Linked DNA regions of Mus musculus: region 2 is linked to region 1. A link is a loop called in an ENCODE intact Hi-C map of the cell type or tissue named here. Cell type or tissue: heart. All regions are shown on one strand. Links, peaks and the distances in the headings refer to the core of each region. The heading gives the core; the rest is flanking DNA.

Region 1 (7,203 bases), core at 1,048-5,047:
TACATGACACCTACTGTCACAGTGCACCTGGAGGTGGCCACTCTTTCCAGGCAGCCTTGTCTCAGACAACATTACACTGAGGCCTACAGGGTGTGAGAGCCGCATCAGCAGACCAGCTCTGCCTCCCCGGAAGCTTCCTGGTGCTCCCTGGAATGACAGCACAGTGTTCGTAGTGCTGACCTGGTTGAGGAGCAAGCAGACTTTAAAGCTGAAAGCGGAGTGTCCTGGAAACCTCTGTCCAGAAAGCTGGAGTGCGCAGCCAGTCGGCCTGAGTGCACGCAAGCGGGCTCTACCTGGAAGCATGAGTGTCTGCTAGGCCAGGGGCTTAGAAGCTGTGAGGCAAGGCCTCCACAGCCAAGGTGGGCTTTGTGGGAGCAGCAAGGATGGGGTACGGCATGCTCTGAGGAGCCCAGGCTGGAGGGGCACACTTCCTAAGGTGAGGGGGGGTGTCTCCACAACAGATGTGGCCAGTCAGGCAGGGCATGCAGATTGTCTGTCCTTAGAAGTCTTTGGCCTTCCAAACCTAGAAGACAGGTGCCTCTGTGGTTAGGGGACAGATGCAGGCCATCAGGTGACCCTGAAACCAAGGAAACCGCAAACTGAGCTGCTTGTGTGTGTGTGGTGCAGGCCCGGATGTGCGTGTGCCACCGGGTGGGCTCTGGGGTTGAAGGCTGACTGTGTGACCAGTGCTGGTAGGTGGCACAGCCCTGGGCAGGAACAGGACTTGTCCTCTTGGCCTTTGCAGAAACAGGACTTCATGTTATAGAGCTGCACTTCTGAGCCATGACCATGTTGACCCAACTTCCCAGGTCTGTCCTGGAATGGGCTTCAGTCTGGCTGGCTGCTGGCTGAGGGCCCAGCAGAGCTGGCTTTTGCTTGGTCAAAGTTTGGGCTCAGAGGTCTGAATGACAGTAGCCAGGGTTCCCCACTGCTGTCCTTGGCTGAGATTATGGGCACATTAGCCAGGGGCTCCCGGGTTCCCAGCCTTGGTCCTCTTTTGCCTCCTTGTCCCCATCTGGCCACAGGAGAGGAGTAGGGACAATATTGAATGTGGGTGGGGCAACTCCAGAGCGTGTTGGGCCCCCTGCTGGCAGACCAACAGTTGCCAAGGTGGGTAGGTCCTGCCCTGGGGTGGGCGAGGCTGCGTTAGGGCATCGGGCAGCACTGAACACTTCTGGTAGACACACTAGCTTGGCTGATGGGGCCTCCAGTGGGCCCTGCCTCGTGACCCTGGAGAAACTGCTGCCATCGCTTGAGTGTTCAGGGATCAGGGACCAAGGGGATGTGTGGCACTGGAGCCAGGTGCTGTCACCAACCTCTACCTGCTTTTCTTTTTCCTTGTCCACTGCTAGGAGACAGTTCCCTCCTTCCCCGTCGGCCCCGAAGATCCCCTCCTGGCAGATCCCAGTGAAGTCTTCATCACCCTCCAGCCCTGCGGCTGTCAACCACCACAGCAGCAGTGACATCTCCCCTGTCAGCAACGAGTCTACGTCATCCTCTCCTGGGAAGGACAGCCACAGCCCGGAGGGCTCCACGGCCACATACCACCTGCTGGGTCCCCAGGAAGAGGGTGAAGGGGTGCTAGATGTCAAGGGCCAGGTGAGGATGGAGGTGCAGGGTGAGGAGGAGAAGAGGGAGGACAAGGAGGATGAGGACGATGAGGATGATGACGTCAGCCATGTGGATGAGGAGGACGTCCTTGGGGTGCAGAGGGAGGACCGACGGGGCGGCGATGGGCAGATCAATGAGCAGGTAGAGAAGCTGCGGCGGCCGGAAGGTGCCAGCAATGAGACTGAGCGAGACTAGGGCTGGCACTTGGCTGCCCGCCTTCCCAGTGCCCCGGGACATCAGAGGCAGGTGGGCAAGGGCTGCGGCTCTGCCTCCACGACTGGGCGGAAGCCCAGGTAGGGGTGGGGCTGCCCTTCAGCGCAGCAGTGTGGGCTGCATTTCTGTTCACCAGCCTCCCAAACACGGCCCAGCCCCAGCCAGCCCCAGCCAGCCCCAGCGGCTCTGGCTGTCCACAAGCCAGGCAGAGAACTCAGGAGCTCTGCACTCAACGCCCCTGCTGCCTCGCCCCCTCCCTGACAGGTGTCTTGTCAAGGTGTATCCTCCGAGTATCTTGACCACCTGGCACCATGCATGGCCAGAGCTCATGTCATCTCCTGCCTCTGTCACCTCAGTGCAGGGAAACTATGGCCCCTGTGGTCTTGCTGTCTCTCCCACTGTGCCCTGGCCTGGCTTGTGGCTTCTTCTTTGCCTGTTCCAAAAGCCAGGGCCCTGGGCCTGCTCTTCATCTTGCGGGCCTCCTAGGACCCAGCCTTCCAAAGTCCTGGCTGACAGATGCTGCTCTTGGGCACCTGTCCCCACCCCACCTGCCCTGCTGTCCTCTGTATCACACAAGACGTCTCGCTTGCTGTGTCGTGGTTTAGCTCCTCGGTGGTGAGGCGTGCTTCTCCCTCCTGGTGGAGCCAGGCAGCAGGGCCTTCCTGACCAACAGCCATGTCTGACCTTCCCACTGAGAAACACATGTTCATTTATGTGATCATGTATAGATTTCAGAATATAAGATATGACTGTACATAATTGTAATAAATACGAGTTGCCATATTTAATTCCTGGCTCTGACCTCGTCTGCTAGCCCGTGCCTCGGAGGTGGGTCTCAGCTAAAGCTCCACCAGGTAACTACCAGAGCTGGGCCCTGAGGGACCTGTCGGAGGCACTCACCTACAACTGGAGGGGCTCCTTCCTCGCGCTGGTGTCTGTGGAGGGCGACATTCCCCCGAGAGCAGGAGGGAAGGGACTCGTTACTGTATATAGACCTGGTGCTGCAGGATGAGCTGCCTTCCTTAAATGGATGCACATTCCCCAGGAGCCTGTCTACTCTGCCGAGTCGCTCAAGCCCGCCCTGTCTCCCTTTAACCTTCACAGCGTGCTGAGCTGTGACCAGAAAGCTGGGGGGCAGGAGGAGTGCCTTCCAAGGGACAGTCTCTACTCTGTCCACCAGGGCTGGCCATGCCTGGAGCCATGGAGTTTCCGGTCATGCGCCTCATGCGGATGGGGGCCTGGGAAGTGGAGAGTGCCTGGTAGAGGCCACTGCTGCCCCTCCAGAGGCTCCAATGGCCTCTGCCTCTCACTGTCTGGGAAAGGAGGGGAGACCTACACACCAGCATGGCTGAGGGGGTGACCGTGGGCCGCTTTGTCCCAGAAGATATCTTCCCCCCACACACCCCCCTTTCTCTGTCTCAGGTCTTCCTGTATCATCTCCCATGAATCCTAGGTCTGCATCTCTAGCCTCCTCGTCCTAGAGAGAGGCAGCACCCTGACAGGCGCTTCCCTGCCATCATTCTTTTTCCTGTCCCTGCCCCCTGACGTCCCCAAGGAAACCATGTTTCCTCACTCCTGGAATGACCAGCCTACATGGCTGGGAGACCTTGCTCCCCCAGGAACCTCAAGGAGTCCCAGTGTCAGGCAGGGTGTAGACCTGAGCCATCAGAGGGCCGGACCGTGCCCTCTAGTGAGTGGATCACCAGGGAACACTGTTGCTACCGTCTTTGGTACGGTAACCATCTGTACTGCTGTAACTTCTGAGGTCCCTTCTAAAAAGAACCAGAAAAGTCTAGAGGGCCAGAGACCCTGGGGCAGAAATGAAGCCAGAGTGGGGTCTGGGGCAGCGAGTGCTAAGTGCTGTCATGTTGTGCTTCTTAGGGACATAGGAGCTGGGCCTGGAGGAGGTCTGTGCCCCTGAGCCTTCCCCACCTGGGCGTTACCAGCTTGGAAGGTTCTGGGCTCAAGCTCAGAAGAGAAGGGACAGAAACCTGAGTTCAGCTTTTGAGGACGGACTCTGGCTTGACTTCAGGGAAAGGAAAGCCCCTCCCCAAAACTGCGTGAGGGCTGCCTAATAAAGTCGGCTGCTGGACGGGGGAAACAGCCCTTTGAAAAAAAAGCCTTTCATTAGAAAAATAATGCATTTCATCCAAATAAGGTAAAAATATTTGGAATGGGGCAGAAGTGAGCAGCAGGCAGCGCCCGCCCGTCAGGCCCTTTCTGGAAGGGAGTGCACTATCAAACTCAATTACGATGTCTTTTTATAAAGTGTCGTTTGGGAGACGATGAACCCCAGTGTTTGGAGGCCATGCCCAGCTGTCTTGACCCCCCTGTATGAGCTCTCCTCAGACTCAGGCCTCCCCCAGAACCGGGTGACTCATTGGAACTACCTTGGGCAGGGCAGAAAGGCCAGATTGGGGGGTGCCACCCAAAGAGGAAGCAGTGCGGGGTTTGAGGACATCTGGAGCTTGTGTGGAGCCTGCTTTGGGCTTCGTGGGTACTGTTGGTAGGGAAAAGGGTTGCCCAGGGACTGCTAAGTTTGTGTCTCAACTATCAGGCTTCTCTGTTGTATGTGTGCATAGGTACATATATTTAGGAAAAACTTGTGACTTGGGAGGGAAGAGAGGGACCTTCTGCCCGGACGACTGAGTTAAGACTCGTTTAGTGATGTGTCTCGCTCGCTCATCTTGTATACAGTGCAACCCTCCTGGTGCTGACTAACTTGCCCATTGATAGAAGAACAGCCTCTGGCTGTCCTCTGGGGTCCTCATACCCTCTACTTACTCTGGGACCCAACCAGACTTGAGAAGACACTGGCTCGGAGCCCAGGGAAGGAAGAGACAGACAGACTGTATAGTCACCTCAGGAGCATGCTGAGTTCAGGGTTGCTTCATGCCTGTGCTACTGCACACATTACATACGGCCATGGAGGCGGGCTGTTTCTACAGCCCTGCCTGCACAGCTCAGCCCCAGAGCATAACCCTAAGACTCTTCATCAAAATGAGTCTGAGAGCTCAGCCTGCATTGTGGGGGACTTACCTGTATGATGACCAAATCTTCAGTTTGCTTTCATTGGAGGCTTTAAGGTTGGTGTCCTCCCATAAGAGGTTAAGATCCCTAGAGCTGCCTCTGGCTGTGTGGTGAGACCTGGAAAGACTTTAAAGGGCTAGGGATGTTGAGTCCGGTAGCATGGTCCAGCTGCCTGAGGGGCCACCACAGCAAGGACTGTTGGAGCCAGCTCTAGAGAGACCCTTAAAGGATAAAGAGAAGCTGGGCAGTGGTGGTGCACGCCTTTAATCCCAGCACTTGGGAGGCTGAGGCCAGCCTGGTCTACAGAGTGAGTTCCGGGACAGCCAGGGCTACACAGAGAAACCCTGTCTCGAAAAACAAAAGGATATAGAGAAGAAAGCCCACATAAACAGAGCAGTGGACGTGGCTTTCTGTGCAGCCGCTCCTTGACGTACAGCCAGCGAGCCCACCCTACATTGAAAAGTTAAGCAGGGAATTCATAGAACACACTAGTGTCCATCCCCACCCCCACTGCGACCTGGCACACTGGCACGGGGCTGTTGCCCTTGCCGTGGCTTGGTGGCTGCTTCTGGTTAAACTGTGCTTTGCTCTCTATGTGTGTGCATGCCCACGAAGGTGCACACAGAGGCCAAAGACAGCCTCCGGGCTCATCCTCAGGGGTACTGTCCGCCTCCTCTGAGACATCTCTCCTTGGCCTGCAGCTCACCGGCTGGCCACCAGCCCTAGCAGTCAGCAGTTTCTGCCTCCCCAGCCCTGGGTTACAGGTGTGTGACACCAAGCCCAGCATTTGTATGCAGGTTCTGTTGATCAGACTCGGGTCTTTGTACTTGCAGCGGAGGTGCTTTAGCAGCCAAGATATTCCTCTGGCCTCCATACACCCTAACTAAAGCTACTGTAACTTGGGTGTGTATGTGGCTTGACGCCTGGCTAACCTGTAGCCCTGACTGTGGCATCCTCTCCAGGGCTCTTGGCAAGGGACCTGTATAGATTCAGGGTAGAGCAGTTGGCCTCTAAAGGCTCAGGCAAAGCTAAAAGCTGCAAGTTTTGAGGCAGGCAGGTTTGGCGGAGGAGTGTGTGTGTGTGTGTGTGGGGGGGGGTGGTCTCCTTTTAGTCATGTGATTCCCACTGAGGCCAAGCAGCTGCCCTCCACCCCGTGGAAGTCCTGTTCTTTCAGCTTGGCCCCAGGTTGGGACAGCACTTGCCAGAAAGGATGGCGTAGGGGCCCCCCTTCTGCAGGGTCTTCAGATCCCAGCATCCTGGGGGCCTTGCTTCTTGGAGACCCGACCTGTCCTTAGCAGGATGTTTGTCCCTGTGTCCTGGCTCTAGGCCAAAGCCACCTGTGGAGCTGGAGCCACCTCTCATGACAGTGAATAGACACTGGATAGGGCACTGTCTTAGTACTGTGTATTCCCCACCACCATCCTGAGCTGGAGACAGGCTCTGCTCCATTACTAGAACACCCTAGCCAGTGCTGTCTGGGAAAGAGTCTGGCCGCTGAGATCAGTGGCGAGCCTGCACAGCTGCTTCCAGCTCATTCCTCCATGCTACAAAACCCTTGAATTTGCCCCAGTTTGGGTGTTGAAATGTCACACCACCACAGCTAATTAAAACCCAGAACAAAAACATGTTTTACAGCATTCTGAGTCCAGTACAGGGAATATCACGAAGCCCGGGTCTTGGGGTGGAGTGCCACCCACAACAGCTAGCTCCCTCCTAGGTCTAGGGGCAGGGGTGGAACACCATCCAACTAGGCTCATGTACCTGAAGCAGGGGTGTGTGCCCTTCTTGGCCCTTCAGGGGCAGCAATCCATCTCTGGAGCGATACCTAGTACCTGCCCCTGGACACTCTGCAGGTTGCTGGGAAGTAGGTCCCACCATCCCCTGGATGTGAGTCCGCCAAGGTCTAGCCAGGCCCAGAAAGCTTAGGGACAGGAGATGTGAGGATATTTGGGGAGGTCCATCAAGACTAGTAAACTGCCTAAGTACCCCCTCCCTTGGGCCTCATGAGTCTACCCCCAAAACTGCCTCCACTCCTCAAGTCCCACCCTGGTGACTACTGTGCCGGGGGGGAGCTCCGTGGCCACACCACCCACCAGTCTATCACCAGCTGAGCTTGGGACTTGGCTCCCTGCCTCCCCTCAGGCCCCACGGGAGGCCACACAGCCCACCAGGGCCTCTGAAGCTCCAATAAAGGCTTTAATTTGTTGAACTTGTGTTTTATCCCATAAATTAGTCACTGTTTTATTTAACAGAATCAAGATATCCACAAACAACAGGCGAGTTCCAACTTGAACATTTTAATAAGACCAAAAAAAGTCTCTATTTTCATGTCTGTTAGAAACATATTTA
Region 2 (7,203 bases), core at 1,625-5,624, 150 kb after region 1:
CCTCCCTCCCTCCTTCCTTTCTTCATTCCATCCCTCCCTACTGTGTGCTTCCTCCGCCCCCACCCCCACCCCTGCCCCGCATCTCCCTCCTCTCTCCTCCTTTCTTAGCAAAAAGCATCAGTTTAATTAGATAAATCCTCCAAGCCTGTGTCCTGGAGTTCGTCATGGAAATTAACCTGTGCCAGATCTCAGATAGTGAAACAAGACCGGGGTGTTGTGGCGTAGCACAGTGAAATGGGAGAGGCTGATGGGGTGTCATACACCCCATCTTCCATAAGTGCCCCAGCCCCTCCAGCGCCCCCTCCCCCCTTGCCTCCGAAGGTCACTGCCACCACACACGCCCCTCTGTTTTCTTGTCCTGGCCTTTCCTCCTAGGACTGGAGTACTGCTCAGCAGGCCCACTCAAGGGCAGGTAGGAAATCTACGCTGAGGACCTGCTGTGGTCCAAAGCTCCAGGTGCAACCTCAGCGGACACACCCTCCTGGCCCTCAGGACAACTCCGTGAACAGAAAGGGAATCCCAGTCCCATTTTACAGAACATGCAAACACCAGACATTAATCTGCCCAAGCAGGAAAAGCCGGGTCTGCATTCAGCACAGCACAGTCCCATTTTCTCAAGGACAAGCCACAGGGAGAGCGGAGTCCACAGGTCCTCGGGCCAGTTCCTAAGCCTGCCCTAGCCTCCCGTCTCCCGTGTCCTGTCGCAATCGGCCCTCACCCAGTTCCACCGCGATGGGAAGCAGAAACTAACGATCCTGGTCCCAGCTTAGGAAGACACACTGGGCCTCCTGACCCTGTCCAAAATATCCAGAGAAGTGAGAGAAAGTTCAGATTTCCAACCAACCATCCGTCATCCTACAAACAGTGAGTTCTTAGCACTAGATACACAGTGGGCAGATTTCCCCCTTTCACAGATGAGAACAGGCTAGGTAAGTCATTGATGTAAAATCACGTGACTCTGGCCCCCAGTCTTGCCAGCTGAAAAATACACATGACTCTGACTCCTCACAGTGACCAGGGACGCCACAGGCTGAAACAACAAGGCCCACCCCAAACCTTCAGTGGAATCTCCTATATGACTAGAAAAGCAACCCCAAGGCCCTAGTAAGAGAACCAACCAGAATCTAACAGGCAGCCTCAGTACCACAGTCTATATCCAGGCCCTTTGTGGACTAGAACTCAACAGGGGTCCCCTTAGAGACACATACCAGATTACATAAAACTGGCTCATCTGACATTGGGGACATCCTTCACTTGACAACATGACCATGATAAATTCTTCATTACATTTAATTACTTTCAAAGGACACTCACAGCTAGGAACCCGGCTGACTGTCAAGACTAGGGAGGCAGTACTGTCAAAGACTATTTGACAAGACAGGAAACTGAGGCCCAAAGAGATCAAATGATTCACTCAAGGTCACAGTAATGTGGAATCCGGCCAGAACGGGAACAGACTCTCTCGATGCTTAACACTTCACGAGACCCTAAGTGGACGCGGAGACTCGGAGCACAGAACGACAGGGAAGTTGACAGTCTGAGCCCGGGGACCTCACTCTTCTCTCTCTTCAGCCAAAGATGCAGGTGTGATGGTGACCCACCATCTCCCCAAGAATCGGATTTTTCTGAAATTCCCAAAGAACCCCAGGACTAGTGGGCCCGGAAATGGCCCTCACATAGCAAACTGCACAGCTGAGCTCCCTGGGGCGAGGGGGGCGGCTGAGAAGCTGGCACAGCCCCTGTGGGTATCCTGCCAGCAATTAGTGCTGGGGAAGGGTGCCAGGCCTGGCAGAGCGCATTCCCCACCCCTTCTTCTCATTTATACACACACACCACAAACAAACACACATACACACACATACCACACATATACACACATATACCACACACACACCATACACACACATACCACACACACCATATATACACCACACACACACCATATATACATACCACATACACACATATACATACCACACAATACACACACTACATAAACACACACACACACACACACACACACACTTTACACATATACCCACCTAGCATCGGAGACACAGCGCAGCTTCCTTTCAGTAAATCTCTCGTCAGCAAGGCGCGAGAAGGGCATGCAATTTGGCCATTAGTGCTCTTAAACAACAGAAAGGCAGAATCTACCCACCATTAACCCAACCTGCTCCCTGTGGACTTCACGCCAGCTCAGTCACCAGCTTCACCTCAAACTCCCACGCTCGCTCTATAAGCTCCCCGGGAGTTTCCAGAGAAAGAGAGATTTTTTTTTTAATTCTTTAAAACACATTATGAGAAGTCAAACCTTTATTGTGCTCGCTGTCAGACCCACCTCTCTCCCCAGAGTAAACCATCCACAGTTGGCACATGACCTTGGCTAAGACCCTTCTGCAATGCCTAGGAAGCCCAAGGAGGATAAACAGAAAAAGCTGCTCCTGGTGCGTCCTGGGGCATCTGCCTGAGCAAGTGCAGGTTGGTTCCACAAAGGATAACCTGCCTGTTGGCCAGGCTTCACCTACAGGGTCCCCCTTGTGACAGCTTGAAGCATTCTCCTGTCCCGGGGGCCCGGGCCGAGGCAAGCAGGTGGGAGCCATTGGGAGGACCATTCTGCCTCCTTCCCTAAGAACTAGAAAGCAGCATAATGGAGCAAAGGGCTCTGGAGGGCTCTTAGTCTGGGTTTATAAGATCTGAGAGACCCCTCAAAGTATAAGTGATATTTATGATTATGAGGTTTTTTGTTTTTTTTTTTTTTTTTTTAAAGAGCAGTCTCAATAAGGGCCGTGCACAACTCAGCCATCCCAAGCTCGGGGTGCCTGGAGACTAAGGCAGGAGTGAGGACATGGACTAGAATCTGTTCTTCCTTCTGTGTCTCTAGCTGGCGACTTCCTTTGGAAGCTGCCCTGCTTTATCCTTGCTGTGCCCGGGGAACTGAGCAGAGCGTAGCCAGACCCATGAGCTGGGCTGTGCCCCTGGGCTGGTGCCCACTGCCCTCCTGCCTGTCATCAGGGCTGCCTGGCAGCGAGCGAGCGGGCAGAGCGATTGCACAGTGGAGCCCACCAGCTGAGAGGAGAGGGAAAGCCGGCCGGCAGCCAGCTCCCCTGCTTGGAGAAGCCTCACAGATCCTCTAAGCCACCTAGTGTCCAGAGTTGATCCTCTGGCCACCACTCAGTCCTTCCGGCTCCCTAGAACAGCTACTGCTAGGGAATTCTGAGGAACTGGAAGCAGGGGTACAGAACAAGACAAGCCCCTGCTGCCAATGCTTCCCCCACCCCACCCCACCCCAGCCTGGACTTCCTCTGGGAGCCTGAGGCCTGAGTATTAGGGATACAGCAGATACAGCCCAGGAGGAAGCCAAGGCCTGTGCCCCCACCCCGACACCTTCCAAGCAAGACAGAGCAGGCCTCATTATCCCTGTTCTCCCCGCCTCAAAAAACAGAAGAGCTTATATTGAAGATTCTCTTTGTGTCCACGCAGACCACCCCTCCCACCTCTGATATCTTGGGGTACCCTAAGCCCAACCTCCAGGCCTCGTGAGGAACCTCCTGAGGACTGGGCTTCTACTCTCCCCTCAGATTCCCTCCCCTGCCGCCGTCTCTTTCCTCTGTGTCCTCAAGACTCCTCTCACCTTGAGAAGTGTTAGGAATTACCCAGCATTTACACTCAATGCTCTTCTGTATTCCTTAAGACTTATTAAGAATGATAATGAGTTCCGAAGGAGCTATGAGCCTTTCTCTCTCTTTCTCCTCTCTCTCTCCTTTTCTCCCTCTATACACCCCCCCCCCCCACACACACACACACACTTGCTTTTCTTTCTCTACATGTCTTCTCCACAGAAGACACACAAGACAAATCCGGACTAAAGTTAGGGGGTGGGGGTGGGGGATCCGAGCAACCTGGACGAAGGGCACTTGAGGATTCATGCGCTTTAGTTCATCTTTCTCTGGCTTCTCTCTAGTTGTCTACAATTATTATGATTTTAGAGGAATCTCTCTTAGGGCAGGCCACCCCTCACTCTGCTGGACTTTGGACAGGAGTAGGGGGCAGCTGGCCTGCAAAAACCTCGTTAACATTCAGTTCTTAAACGGTTGATTAATCTTCGCAAAATTTACGGCAGGCTTTAGTCGCACCCCCCCCCCAGACCCCCTGCAAGCTGTGGCCTCAGAACCAAAGCAACTCAACTTGGTGAACTTGAGGGGGTAACGAGACGGGGGCTGTCTCTCTGCCTCCAGTGGACCCTTGCCACTGGAACCACAGGCAGCCGGGTGACAGATGGAAGGCACACAGATGACACTACCCAGGCTGTAGACAGACCTGATCTCTGAAGACCAGAGGGGAGATCCAGGGCAGCCAGGGCCATGCCTAACTTTTAGCTACTCGGGGGGTTTCATGTGAAGTGGAGGAAGGCAGCAGCCAGTGGGGCAGAGAAGCAACCAAGCAGAGTTCAGAGCTGGCAAGGACACGGAGCCTTGCGCCCAGGAAACACACTCGAATCCCGGGCAGAGGGACTGACTGGCCTTATCGGTCTGCCGGGCTGCCCTTCAGAGAAAAGGAAGAGCAGATCCTAATGAAATTACAGTTTTTAAAATGTCTATAAATTAAATCTATCTCCCTCTCCCTGTGCCTCAGCCCCAGCTCCTCTAGCAAGGCCTGTTTGCCTCAGCCCGCTCCCTCTGCTCATGCCTGTTTCTCTGATATAGACATCAAGAGGTTACGGGCTCAATTATAGCTCTACTGGAGTCCCCGCATCAGACTTGCCTTCTCTTCTTCTTCTTCAGAAGCCAGATGCCAAATAAATCTCTCTTCTTTAGATTTTTATTGTCAATGCCAAAAGCTAAAGACCCTTCCCATCGACTCCCAGTCTTTCTGCACTAGTTCAGAAGGAGGCAAATGTTCTTTAGAATGTGTCTGAGGACAACACAAACGTCTCCCTCTCCGTCCCCCCACCCCCACCCCCCACCCCCGCTTCTGAAGGGCACACGCAAAACCTTGGCTCTCTATGAAATCTTTAAAAGAGGTGGGGAAGCCGGTGTCAGTGTGCTTAATGTTAGTGGGGAGGGCGAAAGAGCAGCTGGCACGTAGAAAACCTAACACATTTCTAAAGTTAAAAGCTGACATCATAAGGCTTCTCTCTAGCAGAGGAAGGTCCATTTAAAACCGGCAGAATATACAAGGTGACTGATGAAGAAAGAGAAAGGACGGTCTCCACCTTCCTCACACTGTCACAGTGTGCCTTAGGGAGCTTTGTCATCAGGCAATCACACGCTGAAAGGGCCCTCTCCCCCCACCAAGGAAAACAAAGTTACTGTATCTGAGTTCCAATCAGTCAGAGCTGTTGATTCCTGAGAAGGAACCAGCTTCAAGTTGGAAGTCTAAAGGAGAAAGAAAGAAAGAGGGGGAGGTGGGGGGGGGCGAGAAAGAAAAACCCAAACTCTACCATCATGTTGGAAAAATAACCAGAAAAGATTCCAAAACCTACTTTTACAGTAAAAAAGTGCTTAAGAGAAAGTGCTTAAGAGTGCCAGAGGATGCTGAAGGTGGACAGGAAGAGAAAACTTGGTCCTTCTAATTAGCCAGACTGAGGGAAAAAAAGAAGGCAGCTAGCCCGGTGTGAGCACATCACTACCAAGTCATTAATTCTTTCCTGTAAACAATTTAATTAAATTTTGCTAAATACAGGAAAAAATACTCATTTTGGACTGCTATCCCCCCCCCCAAGCCTCAAAAGCAAATGTCCTCAGCCCCCACCCCCAGTGCTCACACCTCCAGGCCTCCCTGTGTACAACCTTCAGGAGGCTGCCAGCCCACGCAGGGATTGCTCTACGCAGGGGTGGGAGATGGCAGTGCCCAGGTCTGAAGCTGACATTTCAGCTTCTAAAGGAAAAAAGCTGAGCAAAATAAACTGTTGACTTTTTAGCTAAAAGTATTTTCTTGTTCTAACTCATGTTCTTATGTTACTGAGCTTTAAAAAAAAAAAAGAAAAAAGAAAAAAAGACAAACAAGAGAGAGGAGAGAGAGAGAGAGAGAGAGAGAGAGAGAGAGAGATGACTTTCCTTGAATGATCTGTTTAACCTAAGCCAGAGGAAAAAAAAGAAAGTCATTAATTACTTATGTGAGCTATTGCTTCAGAAAGACAATAAACCTGCCCGGTCGCCATGGATATGACATATTTGCTCTGAAAACAACACAATAATTAGCAAAGGGGAAAGATACAAGGAGAATATGCAAACTCCTGAGTTTAAAGCCACAGTGCTCTTTTTACCCCTAAGCCTCTGCTCTGTTTGCAATCCAAATCAAACAAAAATTTAAAATATAGCAAAGAGGGAAATAGCAGGGTTGGCTTCCCCCTCCCCTCTCCCGTGAGCTGAAAAGCAACAAGGGCTCCACCCGCCTGCAAAATAAGACTTGGGGGGGGGGGCATGTATTGCTTGTTTGTTTTCTCCTAGCAGGGGTAAAGTCTTGGTGTTTTTTTTTTTTTTTTTTAAGTGAGCTCTTATTTAGTATTGGGCCTTCTGGCCAGATATAAATTTATTTATGAAAGTCAAATGCCCTGTGTGTGGTTCATGCCCCCCCCCAAAGTAAATGGAAATGTAAGGGGGGGCTGCAGTTGAAAAAGCTAACCAGCCTATTCCAAAAGCACAAACTCTGTAGGGGACCTCCATTCCCCCTACCTCCAAGAAAATGGAGCCTGGGTCTTATTTTAATATTAAAAATGCATTAAATGGTTTTACCTACAACTTAGTCCCTAAGGATCATTACGAAATGCAATCGCTTTGTATCATATCTGTCAGCGTGATAAATATTGGAGCTAGAGAAGGTTTGCATTTTTTTTTCAGGATGTCACCAATCAAGATGGTTTTTTTTTCTGCCTTATTTTCTTAATTCACTGACTCCCCCTAACCATGACCACCACACACACACACACACACACACACACACACACACACCCTAAACTGAGAAGGAGAAAAAGTTGATATACTTTTAAACACCAACCACAGGTCAGTAATACTCTCAAAAAGCAAGAAAAAAGCTAGGAGTTAAAATTTTGGGGTGACAACTTCCCAAAAGAGGGAAAATTGCAGTATCCTATTAGCTTTGACTGAAAACCTTTTCCTTCTTCCCAGAGGCGAAATTCCCAAAAACAGATGGTCAGGATCTCAAAGAAAGTAAATATACCTCAACCCCCACAGGCAGAGA

The links. Peaks named below come from ENCODE experiments on the same cell type or tissue, not always from the same donor. Only the 100,000 strongest peaks of a DNase experiment are listed, where the experiment ranks them.
Region 2: a loop joins it to region 1, with 2.0 times the contacts of the local background. A loop is called at or near these places in 2 of 42 quality-filtered maps.

What each region holds. Positions count from the first base shown.
Region 1 is chr4:148,955,944-148,963,146 of GRCm38, reverse strand. Pex14 (peroxisomal biogenesis factor 14) reads left to right here. Exons shown (of 9, transcript NM_019781.3): 9 at 1,353-2,612. The coding sequence ends at 1,806. Gm17029 (a long non-coding RNA gene) reads right to left here and starts at 2,983. Exons shown (of 3, transcript XR_003955167.1): 1 at 2,725-2,983. In heart, for the core only: CTCF peaks have their summits at 1,107 (motif pointing left) and 2,997; a DNase peak (open chromatin) is centred at 2,926; H3K4me3 peaks cover 1,447 bases; H3K27ac peaks cover 3,787 bases.
Region 2 is chr4:148,807,980-148,815,182 of GRCm38, reverse strand. The region is part of intron 1 of Casz1 (castor zinc finger 1); the gene reads right to left. Among named protein-coding and RNA genes, the nearest start is that of Casz1, 7.2 kb to the right of the region's middle. In heart, for the core only: a CTCF peak has its summit at 3,146; a DNase peak (open chromatin) is centred at 3,012; H3K4me3 peaks cover 831 bases; H3K27ac peaks cover 2,642 bases; H3K27me3 peaks cover 2,609 bases.